Regions from separate parts of the Homo sapiens genome. Here region 2 is linked to region 1. The links are chromatin contacts, found by Hi-C or POLR2A ChIA-PET in ENCODE. All regions are on one chromosome and are shown on one strand. Each heading gives the region's core, a stretch centred on a gene start or an enhancer-like site at or near the end of the contact. The rest is flanking DNA. Distances are from core to core; before and after follow the strand shown.

Region 1 (7,786 bases), core at 1,569-4,068:
AGATGAGATCAGTTTAGGATATTGGGTGCTTCTGAGACAGCCATTGGAGATGCTAGTAGTTAGTTGAGTTTTTAATTCCAAGAAAGACTGGGCTGGAAATATGGATTAGGGAGTCACCTGCATATACAGATTATAATTAAAGTCTTGGGAACGAAGAGGGCCTTTGGAGATCCCAGCTCCAGTTTAGACTGTGGAGAGGCCACCTGAGGTCATGAGCACTATTGGAGCATGCCCTATTAGCATATGCGTCTTCTACTTCTTCCCCTTCACTCATCTCTGCTTCCAGTTATCCCTTGAAAACACAGGCTGTTCATCCCAGTTGTGCCCATTGCTACCACCAACTCTTGCATGGGCCTCCTTTAATGGCCTCCCAACATTTCATAAGATTTCCTCTCGCATCCTCACCCCAAAGGATCAAAGCTTCCAAATATTAGTAGTTGTGTGGATATTTTGGATGTAATTGGAAGGAAGAATCAAAGTTCTCCTTCCTCATCTGGACACAGGAAAGGAGGGAACACATTATGGTTAATTCTGAAGATGTTGCTCACAGCAGGTTCTAGATGCAATCCGATAGCTCCCCTCTGTTCCTAGTGCTTTCAGTCCTCCCTGCTTCCACTCTGGTAGGAAACTCTCCTCAGGATCAGAGAAAAGCCGTGGCCTTGACCAGGGAAACAGAGGCTGATTCTCAGGGGAGATGAGGTCAGGGAGACAATGCAACTAGGACGAAGAAGCCAAATAGTTTGGCACAAATTAATTTCCCAAAAGATATTAACCTCGTTTCTTTCCACATTCCCTAAGGCTACACTAAGATTATAAAAGGTGTTCAAAATGTTGAGATGAAAATAATATGCATGACTTGTTTGCATATAATTTTCATACTCATTTACTATCTAAATACAAAGGAGTCATTTTCCTTCTCCATTCTACTTCCTCCACCCCTTGCCCCTGATGTTTTAGTCTGGGCAAAAGTAGTTGGCTGGTTTTTAAAAAATTTTTTTGAGACGGAATCTCCCTCTATCGCCCAGGCCTGAGTGCAATGGCACAATCTCGGCTCTCTGCAACCTCCGCCTCCTGGGTTCACGCGATTCTTCTGCCTCAGCCTCCCAAGTAGCTGGGACTACAGGTGCACGCCACCACACCGGCTAATTTTTGTATTCTTAGTAGAGACGGGGTTTCACCATACTGGCCAGGCTGGTTGCAAACTCCTGACCTCGTGATCCCGCCGCCTCTGCCTTCCAAAGTGCTGGGATTACAGGCGTGAGCCACCGCTCCCGGCCGTTGGCTGGTATTTAATTAGGTATGTTTAGCTTCATCTAGGGTTTCTTTAAAAAAAATTATTATTTATTTTTGAGAATTTTTTTGAGACGGAGTCTTGCTCTGTCGCCCAGGCTGGAGTGCAGTGGCCGTGATATTGGCTCACTGCAACCTCTGTCTCCCGGGTTCAAGCGATTCTCCCGCCTCAGCCTCTCGAGTGGCTGGGACTATAGGCGTGCGCCACCACGCCTGGCTAATTTTTGTATTTTTAGTAGAGATAGGGCTTCACCATGTTGGCCAGGCTGGTCTGAACTCTTGACTTCAAGTGATCCGCCCGCCTCAGCCTCCCAAAGTGGTGGGATTACAGGCGTGAGCCACCGCGCCCGGCTGCTTCAGCCAGGGTTTCTTTTCCTTATTCTTGATCCTTTTAAAATAGTCAATATCAGCCTCTTTTCCATCCTGATCATTTTCATTTGCAATTTCCTCTACACGGCATTTCTTTTCTTCCTCTTAATACTTACTCTGTATCACCAGTCTTCTGTGGACCAAAACCAAAGGGAGAAGGTGTTCGCTAGCCCTAAAACCAGGCCTTCGATCTCCACAGTCACCTGAAATGAGAAAAATCTCATTTCCCAACACCAGGGGGTGTCTATCCCTCTAACTGTCCTACCCTTAAGGTAGAGATTAGTCCCAAACCTTTTCCTCACTCCTTTTCACTGCTTCTACATACACACTATATCTCTTTCCCTCCCTCTCAAAGTAGAGATTAGTCCCATTTTCCTGACTCCTTTTCACTGCTTTTACAAATCACAAAACTTTTGGGTCCAGAAGGTGGTGCCTTTTTATTGCAGTTTATCTGTTTGTCTCTCATTCTCTCTGGACAAGCTTGTCCTTTCCTTTGTCTGCGCACCCTTCGGTCTCTGCATCGTCCACACTCCTCTTTGCTCCTCAGCTCTCCCTTTCTTTCGCTACCTCTTCCCTCTTCCACCTCTCTCTGTGGGCTTCGTCGCCTTTCAGGGCTATCTTTACGTACACGTCTCTGAACCTCTTTATGCATTTGTCTTCTTTCTCTCTGTCTTCCTCTTTATGGCTCTCTCCTTGTCTCACCATTTCTGTACCAGTCTCTCTCCATCTCTCCCACAGTCCCCACGCTGGGAACAAAGTCACGGTGCTAGCGCAGAACATGCCTCCTGTCGTCCGGTCCCGGGACGCGACACATTCCACCATGCCCCTCCGCGCATTCCAACTGCAGACAAAGAGTCCCCGTCCCCTACCCCCACACTCTTTCCTATTCCAATTCTTCAGTGTTGTAGGGGCAGCTGCCCCAACTGCCCCTGCCCGCCTCTCACGTCCAGTCCGCGGGTCTCCACATCCAGGGCAGTTAGCGCCTTCCGCTGCACGCACACCAGCTATCCCTGCGCGGACACCCCCGGCGCTCTCGCACACACCGCGCTCCGCCCCCCTAGGAAAGTAGATCCGGCCAGGCAGACAAAAGTTTGGGAGAGAAGTTCGGTCTGTGGCTAGCGTGAGAGCTAGGGGGGCGGGGGCCGGGGAGAGTGGGGCAGTCGGGCGAGTCGACGCGTGAACAGATAGACCTGCGGACTGGACAGCCGCGGCCAGAGACCCTGCTAGCCCCGCTCAGCCCCAGATGCGCGGGGGGACGCAGCCCCTCCCGCTGGGGGATGCTGTGGGATTCCTGGCGCAGGGCATCCAGGCCGCCCGCTAAGCCCCTGTGCCTCCCCTGTGCCCCTGGGGAACCAGAGTCCGGCTGCAGGGAAAGAGAACCGGCCGCCGAGACGCCGCAGGGTGCCAGGCGGGGAGGGGGCGAGAGGCCCCAGGCCCGAGGGCATGGAGCGGTTAGGAGAGAAAGCCAGTCGCCTGCTGGAGAAGTTCGGCCGCAGAAAGGGTGAATCTAGCCGGTCTGGGTCTGACGGGACCCCCGGGCCGGGCAAGGGGCGCCTAAGTGGGTTGGGGGGACCTAGGAAGTCAGGGCCCCGAGGAGCTACTGGGGGACCTGGGGATGAGCCGTTGGAGCCGGCCCGGGAGCAAGGTTCCCTGGACGCTGAGCGAAATCAGCGCGGCTCCTTTGAGGCGCCGCGCTACGAAGGCTCTTTTCCCGCGGGGCCGCCGCCCACCCGGGCCTTGCCTCTACCTCAGTCGTTGCCCCCCGATTTTCGGCTGGAGCCCACGGCCCCGGCCCTCAGCCCCCGCTCTAGCTTCGCCAGTAGCTCGGCCAGCGACGCGAGCAAGCCGTCCAGCCCCCGGGGCAGCCTGCTGCTGGACGGGGCGGGGGCTGGCGGAGCTGGAGGTAGCCGGCCCTGCAGCAATCGCACCAGCGGCATCAGCATGGGCTACGACCAGCGCCACGGGAGCCCCTTGCCAGCGGGGCCGTGCCTGTTTGGCCCACCCCTGGCCGGAGCACCGGCAGGCTATTCTCCCGGAGGGGTCCCGTCCGCCTACCCGGAGCTCCACGCCGCCCTGGACCGATTGTACGCTCAGCGGCCCGCGGGGTTCGGCTGCCAGGAAAGCCGCCACTCGTATCCCCCGGCCCTGGGCAGCCCTGGAGCTCTAGCCGGGGCCGGAGTGGGAGCGGCGGGGCCCTTGGAGAGACGGGGGGCGCAACCCGGACGACACTCTGTGACCGGCTACGGGGACTGCGCCGTGGGCGCCCGGTACCAGGACGAGCTAACAGCTTTGCTTCGCCTGACGGTGGGCACCGGTGGGCGAGAAGCCGGAGCCCGCGGAGAACCCTCGGGGATTGAGCCGTCGGGTCTGGAGGAGCCACCAGGTCCTTTCGTTCCGGAGGCCGCCCGGGCCCGGATGCGGGAGCCAGAGGCCAGGGAGGACTACTTCGGTGAGTGAGAGAAGTGGTTAGGGACGGGAAGGGACCCGTCACGGTATTCGGTTCTCCACTGCCCCGACGGCCCAAAGTGCCGGTGCCCCGGGGTCCGAGGTGAAGACGCGGGACTAGGAAAGAAGCAAGAGGGATGGATGGGGGCGGCCCCAGAGCACTGTCCCCTTCCTGCTAGTTTTCAGATGAACCAGGGCTCCTTATTTCTGCTAAATTCAACCCCCCTGGTATCTCGTGAGTCCGTTTCTCAAGCATTTGAACCTCGGTTTTTTGCGGCAGGAGGCCTCGTAGGGAAGGGACCAAGTGGGGCAGTGAAGGCGCATCCCCCCCAACTTGCTCCCCCCTTTCACGGCGGTGCCCCTGGAGGTTTGTGCGCGCCGCGCCCCCACCCGGGCCCAGGCTCCGCCCGCAGGAATTCGGAGAATGCGCGGGTGGGGGGGCGGGGCAGGCTGGCCGCGTGCGTGCCGACTCCTGCCCGGGCGCTCCAGGTGCCCGCGGGCGGGGCGGCTGCCGCCGCGCGGCGGAGGGGTGGGGTTCGGGGATCGGGGGACGCTCCCTAGCATACGCGGAGTAGTGGCGGCTGTCGGGGAAATGGAGCCTGGGAGACAGGATGGAGCGCCCTGGGACCCAACTGCTGTCCCTCCCCAGTCCTGTTGGCTAGGTGCGTGCGTGGGCATTTAATCAGAGACCCAGTAGTACCAGCTTCTATTTTCCCCATCCTCCGGAAGTCAGGGTAAAAGTCATGACTACTGGGACACCATTACCTCTGGATGGATAACGACCCTGTGTTATTGCCAGAAATAACTTGGCCTTGAATTCTGCTTATAACCTCTCAGAATTCAGGCCAGAAGTAGCGCCTTACTTCCTGACACTGTTAAGGAAACCTGGTCGCTGTCTCCCTCCCCTACTCTGTTCAGGAAGTATTGATTGATTATATGTCTCAGCTATGAGGAACATTAGGGTCTTGAAAGATCTTTTAGTCAAAATTCACAGGCACTGCTACACACATAAAAAACTTCGAATCTGATTGTGATTGGAAAGAAGTGGCAGGCTTACCGCCTAAGGGCTGTGGGCCTCTTTCACTTTTCTAAGCATCTCTTCTTACCACTCATGCCCCACTCCTGGACCCCATGCTGTAGAACTCTATGGCTAGAAAAGTGAATAGGAAGAGGAACGCGGCCAGGGAGGGATGGTTGGGTAGGAGGTTCAGAGGTAGCAGGGCGGCAGGCTATAAGGGCATAACTCAACCCCCAGCCTCCACCCCCATTCTTTTCCCCACCTCCAAATCCACCGAGAGGAAAGCCCAGAGGAGATGATGCCAAACCGCTTTGATCAAGGAAGACTGAATGACAGGGCCCATTTAGCAGTTTCATTTTGAGGCCCAGGAGAGGTGGCTAGTAAAGAAGTCTTTTTGGCTGAACCATCAGAGCCAAAAGGAAGAAAGGAACTCAGAGAAACTGCAATAAAATGGCAGGAAGAACATAGGTATAGATATGCTGGGTTAGAGGAGGTGAGGCCAACGTGCCTGAGCAGTTTCGTTTGCTTTTCCCATAACGTCCAAGGTTTCCTAAAGAATGGCTCCGACAGGACCCCCTGGCATGGCAATCTTGGGGCAGATCTTCACTTCCATGAGGAAGCCACATTTTGAATTCAGAGATGGGGGCCCCTTCTCCTTGGGAGTCAGGTTGCCTCCTTTGACAGAACCCCTACATACCCCTTGTGCCGCTAGCCCCAGCTTGACTGTACCCTCCTCCTGCCCCTAGTAGGGGCCCTCTTCCTTGGCTTCAGCCTTGCCCAGCTGCCAGAGGGTGGGAGCAGGACAGGCCTGGGCCCATCAGTTGCTGCAGCTGCTGCACAGGCTCCCAAGCCCCTGGGCAAAGACTGGGATGGGCCCCAACAGGCAGGGAGTGTGGCAGCGTGCCGAGGGGGAGAGGTGGGGCAGGCCCGTTGGGATCTGCTCCCCAAAGACAGGCCCTAGCCCTCACTCATGGGCCTGGAATTGGGGAGTGGAGGGAGGGAAGAACACACCCAGGAAAGGCAAGTCCCAGAGCCAGGTGTATATATCTTAGTGGGGGATTTTGGGGAATAGCAAGCAGTTCAGTTCTGTATTCTTCCCATGATAGAAGGTGACTAGGAGGCATCAGGGGCTCTGCTACTCTCCCTGCTTTCCTGTTCAACCCTGGTTCCTGGAACACACCCTGCATTCTCAGCAGCCACCTCCCCACAGGAATCATGCTCACATGGTCCCCTCTGCACGGAGCCCTCTGCCAAGCCAGATCCTTTTCTCCATCCTTGGAAGTCTGCAGTGGAGAGAAATCATTCTATAACTGAACAGCTCGTTTGACTGATGGGAAACTGAAGTCCCAGAGACGATTTCTGGGCCTAGCCTGCTTTCTCTAGAAAGTATTTTCAAGTCTGCTGCTGAGCACCTGTGGACTGGCATCTTTGACCGTTCATCCTACACACTGCAACAGAGATCATACCTTGCCTGTGTAGTCTTTTCTCCCCAACAGAAACTAAGCATCTGAATGCCAGGGACCATATCTTCGACTTTCTCCAGGTTTCCTTAGGTAGTGGTGCTGTGTTAAGCACAAAACAGATGCTCAGAAAATATCTGTTGAGTAATTAAATAAACAAGAATGGATCTGCTCAGCCAAGATCTTGCTGCATCTCATTACTCGTTATCTTCTCTACTCAGAAGGGAGCCCATCAAAGGGAGACTGTGACCCCTGGCACATCAGGAAAGGGCAGTCAGGAAAGCTTGGGAATCCCTGGTTTTGACCTGGGGGAGTAGAGTGTGACACTTTTCTCTTCTCAGGCACCTGTATCAAGTGCAACAAAGGCATCTATGGGCAGAGCAATGCCTGCCAGGCCCTGGACAGCCTCTACCACACCCAGTGCTTTGTTTGCTGCTCTTGTGGTGAGTGTAGCCCCAATACTCAAGCACTCCCCTCCCCTGCCCACATACACACTTACAAGTGCTATGGGGAACAGGAGGAGAGCTTGTGCCTCTTCATTTGCTCACAGAGCAGCTGTTGGATCCCCACCAAGTGTCTGGAGGTCCGCAGCTGCTCTGCCTCTCTTGCTTCCCTGTCTGTCCTCTACTTGGCTCTCCCTCCGCCTGGTGGGTCCCCTTTCTGGAGTCCCTCCTTCCTTCCTCACCTCTGTTTCTCCCTCTCGTGCTTCCCTGCTTGCCCATCCTGGACTTGCCTGGCCCTCCAGCTTCTTGGTGGGGCTTGGTCTTGGGCAGCCAAGTTGCCTGGGGCGACAGTGAAAGACTGGAATGTGGGGAGGGTGGGGGCAGGCTGGGGGAGTGGGGAGCTGTTTGGGGCGGAGAGGGGGGTTTTCTCTTGGCTGGTCAGAGTTCAGCCACCTCACTGGAGTGCAGGCCACCGGGCCATGCCAAGCTGATGACATCACGCTCCAGGAATGCCTGCCACTGTTAGCTCAGGAGGCCCACTTGGAAAGGGGGGATGCTCCCAGCGGCCTTAACTGCCCCCCTCCCCTCCCTCATTACCCCCTCCTTACTGCTTACCCATTCTGATTCCTTTGCTAAACCTTTAATCTCCTATCTCTGCCTGTCTGACTTCAGCACTCAGCTTTTCTCACTCCCCCAGTTTCTGCCTGGTTCTCTTTAGGCTCATCTGTCTGTCTATCCTTCTGTTTACAGGGCCTCTTCTG
Region 2 (5,838 bases), core at 4-2,503, 1.2 Mb before region 1:
CGTGCGGCGTCCAGCTGCAGGTAGCGGGCGGCTAGCGGCAGAGAGCTGGCTAGTAGCGGCCGGAGCTGCTCCAGGGAAAACGCCTGCCCGGAATCCCTCCTCAGGGCGCTCGCCAGCTCCTCGCGGGCCACCAGGAAGGCCCGCTCCTCTTCCTCCCCCGGCATCCTGAGGCAGGAGTCAGCCCCAGCCTCGCCGCCCGCCAGGACCCGGCGCGGGCAGCGCGCGGCCCGAGCGCCGCCCCTCCCGTCTGGTGCCCGGCTTTGAGGCCCACCCCGGCCCACGCAGCCGCCCCAGGTCACTCAGACCACGGTCACTCTCCAGCCCCCGGCCCAGCGCCAGGGTTAGCCGAGAACAGGAAGTACTAGGAGAGAGGGTGGGACTGCGACCCAATTTCGGAGGAACGGGCGGGGCTTAAGGTTAAGGTTGGAGCGGTGTCAGGAAACCAGGGGGCGCGGCCAAGAGGGAGGGCCAGGTCCCAACCAATGAGAAGGCAAATGGCTCCTGGCTCCTCCCTCAGAGCGCGCCAGCATCTTCCCTCAGTCAAGCGCTCTTCCCCGCCTTCCCCCAATCTGGTTCCACCCCTTCCGGATAGCCGCAGGCGCGGGGTTATCCTATTCAGCTCAAAACCTTTCTTTTTCTAGCTGGACCAGTCCGGTACGCTCCGGGCCTCACCGAGGAAGTCCCACCCTGCAGGGGAACCGACTCTGGCCGGCCCTAACCCCTCTCGAGCGAGTCCCGCCCCATCTCCGGTCTGTCCTGAAGGCAGAGGGAAGACCCTCACCCAACCCCTGCCCGCTCTCTTCTAAGAGCTGCTAGTCCTTCTCCACCCCAGGCGCTCCCTCTGGCTGCCCCTCCCACTCGCTCTGATCTCTCTCCGTCCGCTACTTGCGGTCGAGCCTTCTTGGGGGAGCCCCGCCACTGAATACCCCCTTTGCCATACTCCCACCTCTCTTACCCCAACCCTGGACTTCCAGTTGGCCCTAGCTATAAGCCCCGCCCCTCTCCGAGGGACAGCCCCCGCTCCAGTCTCCGCGGTCCCACTTACCCTAGCCCCTCCCTCGGGCAGCCCCTGGACTGTGACCCAGCCAGCACCGCCTCTCCTAGTGGCAACTGGCTGGGAATGGCTGAGGGGCTACCTACTGCTTGCGGCCTGCCAGCGGGAGGAGGGGGGCGGAAAGAAGAAAGGGGGCGGGGTTGAGGGGGGCGGGCCTGGACCTGGGGAGTGAAAGCGAAAGCCCGGGCGACTAGCCGGGAGACCAGAGATCTAGCGACTGAAGCAGCATGGCCAAGCCGTGTGGGGTGCGCCTGAGCGGGGAAGCCCGCAAACAGGTAATGGGGAATCGGAGGCCAGGAAGGGGTCATAGAACCCTCTTGGGTGGAGGCCAAGCTGGGTGGTTCAGGGGACCAAGCAGTGCCAGAGAACTCCCCCAATCTCGCTAGTGCCTTCACTTCTCGGGGATTCCCAGATTCCTGCCTTCTGACTGCAGTGAGCAGGAGCTTCCAGGGAAAGCTAGTTTGTGGTGAGAAAGGCCTGAGCCACAGTTCGAGGGCACCCTGTTGTGGGTGGAAGCTTTTGACAACCCAGACCCTTAACCAACATCCGGGTACTGCTCTCTGTGTAGGTGGAGGTCTTCAGACAGAATCTTTTCCAGGAGGTAAGTCTCTGGATTTGAGCGATTTGACCCAGAATCTTGGACCAATACTTGAGGATAACAGCCTCTCAGAATGACCCCCCCAAGTCACCCTAGACTTAACCCTACTTCCCTTACCAAGCCTTCACCCAAAGTAACCCCGGAATTATTGATAGCTACCTTTAATCTGACCTTTCTTATGACTCTCCCGACTTCTGGCACTTCTCCCGTCTTTTGATGTGGAGGAAAAAAACCATGGCTTCCAAAGCAGGAATATCACAGTCCTAACCTTCGTTCTGCCATTTACCAGCTTGGGCAAGTCCTTTCATTTTCAGGTCTTCAGTTTCCTCATTTGCAAGTCTTGGACCCAGTGATTTCCAAAGGCCCTTCCAGTTCCATTTGTCAGACATCTCATTGAGCATATTCTGTGATTCCCCTCCCTTGCAATGTAACCCACAGGCTGAGGAATTCCTCTACAGATTCTTGCCACAGAAAATCATATACCTGAATCAGCTCTTGCAAGTGAGTAGTGTGGGCCCCTTCTGCCCCATCCTATGTCCTCTATCCCCTTTGCCCACCCTCTCTAGCTAACAACTGGATTCAGCATGCAGAGAATAGTTTCAAATAGTGGATTAGGAACATTAGGATGGCGTGAGGCATGAGCCTAGGTTGGGAGGCAGAGTGCAAGTGGGATGTATGGAGGGAAGGCTGTGACCTAGGATGAAGGGAAGAGGTTGGGCAGCCCTTGACAGTGAGCTCTGTGCAGGAGGACTCCCTCAATGTGGCTGACTTGACTTCCCTCCGGGCCCCACTGGACATCCCCATCCCAGACCCTCCACCCAAGGATGATGAGGTGAGGCACTCAGGGTGCAGGACTTGGACTATAAACCCAATGGAGAAGATAGCCCTTCAACCTCTGTGACTTTTCTAAAGCTACTTTCCCCCCTTTTTGCCTTAGATGGAAACAGATAAGCAGGAGAAGAAAGAAGGTAAGAGAGATAAGAGGTGACTAGGGAAGGGGTGATGGCACACTGACTACTGGATGAGAAAGGGCCTGAATCCCCTCTTTCTCACAGTCCATAAGTGTGGATTTCTCCCTGGGAATGAGAAAGTCCTGTCCCTGCTTGCCCTGGTTAAGCCAGAAGTCTGGACTCTCAAAGAGAAATGCATTCTGGTAAGCCTGGGAAATGGGGGAAGCAGAAAGAGAAGACACACAAGGTGAGGCCCTGGACTCCTCCGTAGATACAAGTCCTTCATACAGAGACCTAGTCCTGAAAAAGAAAACTTCCTTCTGTGCCTTGGGCTTAGATCCCCTTTGTTCTCCTCGTTCTGTTAGACCTCTCTTATCACAACGGTACCCCCAAAATTAGAGACTGTGCAGTATCCACTCTGTAACCTCAGAACCTACTGCTGTATTGGGTTCATAGTAGAGGTGGTATGATATAGTGAGTGAATTGTTTTAAAAGATTGGACCCTAGAGAGAGACTGCTTAGGTTCAAATCGTGATTCTATCAGTTACCTAGCTGGTAGCCTTAAGTAAGTCACTTAGACATTCTGTGACTCAGTTTTTTCATCTGTTAAATGGGTACAATAAATACATATCTCTGAAGGTTGCTGTGATGATTACATGAAATAAATACATGGCACAGTACCTGGTATGTAATAAGTACCCAATTAAATATAACTTTTTTTAGGAAGTGACAGTAATAGGAAGAACTCAGTATGTTTGTTGAATGATTCTTACATGATACCTCTTAACACAGGTGATTACATGGATCCAACACCTGATCCCCAAGATTGAAGATGGAAATGATTTTGGGGTAGCAATCCAGGTAAGAAAAGGGTAACTGAAGATACTTAGAGTGGGGAGAGCCTCAGGGGGTGAGCTAGACATGAACCAGGAGGAGGAGGAAGATAGTGTATGAAATGGGGAGGACATGAAGTGTTGTCTTTGCCTCCCGTGTCACCACAGGAGAAGGTGCTGGAGAGGGTGAATGCCGTCAAGACCAAAGTGGAAGCTTTCCAGACAACCATTTCCAAGTGAGGGCAGCTGGAGGACCAGCATTGGGGGCAGTAGGAGCATTTCTTTGGGACCCCCAGAGCTGGGCAGCCCTATCAGGATGATGGGAGACTTTGGGAAGGGTCTGAGGGAGTACATCTCCCTGAACACTCATTCCTGTGGTATTCCCTTGCTTCTGGCAGGTACTTCTCAGAACGTGGGGATGCTGTGGCCAAGGCCTCCAAGGAGACTCATGTAGTGAGTGGATAGTCCACCAGCCTTTTAGCTGGGTGTGGGACGAGGAGGTGTGGAGGAAGAAGTCCTCCTTGTCTTGTTTGTGACTTTCCCAATGTGGAGAATATTAAGCTAAAAGCATTACCTAGAAAAACTGGTTTGGGCTTCAACAACCTTGACCCTTTTCTCTGCTCAGTCCTTTGGGATCCTATTTCTTGGTGCTAAGAAGGGGTTCATTCTCAAGTTAACCTATTTCCTATAAAAGGAAACCAGACTCATGTCCCAGCCTCCCATGGGACTGACTCAGCTTTGCCTCCCACATTGCAGATGGATTACCGGGCCTTGGTGCATGAGCGAGATGAGGCAGCCTATGGGGAGCTCAGGGCCATGGTGCTGGACCTGAGGGCCTTCTATGTGAGTGTGGAGTAAGGCTTTAGGGGAGGTGGATGAGTGGGGGCAGGCAGGGGATTGGCTAAGAACCTGACTCTTGCACTCTGGCCTTCTCCCAGGCTGAGCTTTATCATATCATCAGCAGCAACCTGGAGAAAATTGTCAACCCAAAGGGTGAAGAAAAGCCATCTATGTACTGAACCCGGGACTAGAAGGAAAATAAATGATCTATATGTTGTGTGGATTCCCTTCTGGCGTGTGTCATTCATTCAAAAAGCATTTATTGAGTGGCACCTATGTCCAGCCTGAAGATGAATGTGGTGGGAAGGGGTGGGTGTCACAAAGACAAAGATGACTTAGATGCCCACTGTAATCTTGACTGTGAGAAAGAGGGGATTCAGGCCCTTTCTCATCCAGTAGTCAATGTGCCATCTCCCCTTCCCTAGTCACCTCTTATCTCACTTACCTTCTTTCTTCTCCTGCTTATCTGTTTCCATCTAAGGCAAAAAGGGGGGAAAGTAGCTTTAGAAAAGTCACAGAGGTTGAAGGGCTATCTTCTCCATTGGGTTTATAGTCCAAGTCCTTCACCCTGAGTGCCTAGGGTGGGGATTGTTACATGCCATGGCAGCCATGCAGATAACCTGTATTTTGGAATGTAACAGTATTATTTTCATCCAGAGGTCTCAGGAATTATTGGAAGAGATGGCATTTGCACAGAGCCCTTATGGGAATAATCAGGCTTTGGATACACAAGGGGAAAGTTCTGTGGTCAACATCAGGAATGAAGAAAGAAAGAATCCTCATCAGTTCAGGAAAAGCCTAGAAGGAGAATAAGGTTTCACTGGGAGAACTATGGAGAACTACGGATGAATGATTGGACTCCCCCCACCCTTTTTTTTTTTTTTTTGAGATGGAGTCTTGCTCTGTTGCCCAGGCTGGAGTGCAATGGCACGATCTCAGCTTACTGCTACCTCCGTCTCCCGGGTTCAAGCAATTCTCCTGCCTCAGCCTCCCGAGTAGCTGGAATTACAGGCATGTGCCACCACACCTGGCTAATTTTTTTGTATTTTTAATAGAGACGGGGTTTCGCCATGTTGGCCAGGCTGGTCTCGAACTCCTGACCTCAGGCGATCCACCCACCTCGGCCTCCCAAAGTGCTGGGATTACAAGGCGTGAGCCACCGCGCCGGGCCTGGACTCCCTCCTTAAGGGCTAGGAGGGGAAAAAATAATGCTTCCAAGGCACTGTGGTGAAGGAAATACATCGCAGGACATTATGGGAAGGATGAATCTGTAAGTTTTTCTTACTGTCCTCCCCCATATCCCCTTCAGCCAATCACTGTCTTTATCTCTGCTTTTCAAGATTCAGCCCTGGGCTGGTGATAGAGACAAGGGTTCCTTTGCTGTGATCTTGCTGTAAACTCCATGGGATTGTTCTTTAATTCAGGGCCTTATCCTGTCATAAAATATGAGATAAGAATGTGCTGCGAAGCACTAGACTGGCTGGAAGCCTGCCCCCATACATATCTCATTAAATCCTTAAAGGAACACGGGCAAAAGATAAACCAAGGGCAAGAAAACCTGCA

The links. Hi-C counts contacts between places; a loop is a spot of excess contacts on that map. ChIA-PET counts read pairs that join two places held with the same protein, here RNA polymerase II (POLR2A). Pooled maps may share reads with other maps.
Region 2: a pooled map shows a loop between it and region 1 (2.3-fold over the local background). The contact joins the promoter of PSME2 here to the promoter of AJUBA in region 1. A Hi-C loop is called at or near these places in 1 of 50 pooled maps. POLR2A ChIA-PET finds 5 or more read pairs at or near these places in 2 of 52 experiments (CD8-positive, alpha-beta T cell and HepG2).

Annotation. Positions count from the first base shown.
Region 1 is chr14:22,977,583-22,985,368 of GRCh38, reverse strand. It overlaps AJUBA (ajuba LIM protein), which reads left to right and starts at 2,818. Exons shown (of 8, transcript NM_032876.6): 1 at 2,818-4,108; 2 at 6,924-7,025. The coding sequence starts at 3,103. AJUBA-DT (AJUBA divergent transcript) reads right to left here and starts at 1,045. Exons shown (of 3, transcript XR_007064074.1): 1 at 549-1,045. LOC124903287 (a long non-coding RNA gene) reads right to left here and starts at 7,542. Exons shown (of 2, transcript XR_007064076.1): 1 at 7,268-7,542; 2 at 6,148-6,719. RefSeq lists enhancers at 1,838-2,803, 2,804-3,769, 7,375-7,669.
Region 2 is chr14:24,142,025-24,147,862 of GRCh38, reverse strand. It overlaps PSME2 (proteasome activator subunit 2), which reads left to right and starts at 1,253. Exons shown (of 11, transcript NM_002818.3): 1 at 1,253-1,329; 2 at 1,623-1,655; 3 at 2,091-2,153; 4 at 2,398-2,484; 5 at 2,590-2,620; 6 at 2,708-2,805; 7 at 3,395-3,463; 8 at 3,604-3,671; 9 at 3,834-3,888; 10 at 4,192-4,278; 11 at 4,374-4,498. The coding sequence starts at 1,282. The coding sequence ends at 4,454. It overlaps RNF31 (ring finger protein 31), which reads right to left and starts at 365. Exons shown (of 21, transcript NM_017999.5): 1 at 1-365. The coding sequence starts at 164. MIR7703 (microRNA 7703) reads left to right here and starts at 4,298; the gene lies at 4,298-4,374. RefSeq lists silencers at 98-327, 358-447, 1,148-1,207 and enhancers at 289-583, 130-630, 768-837.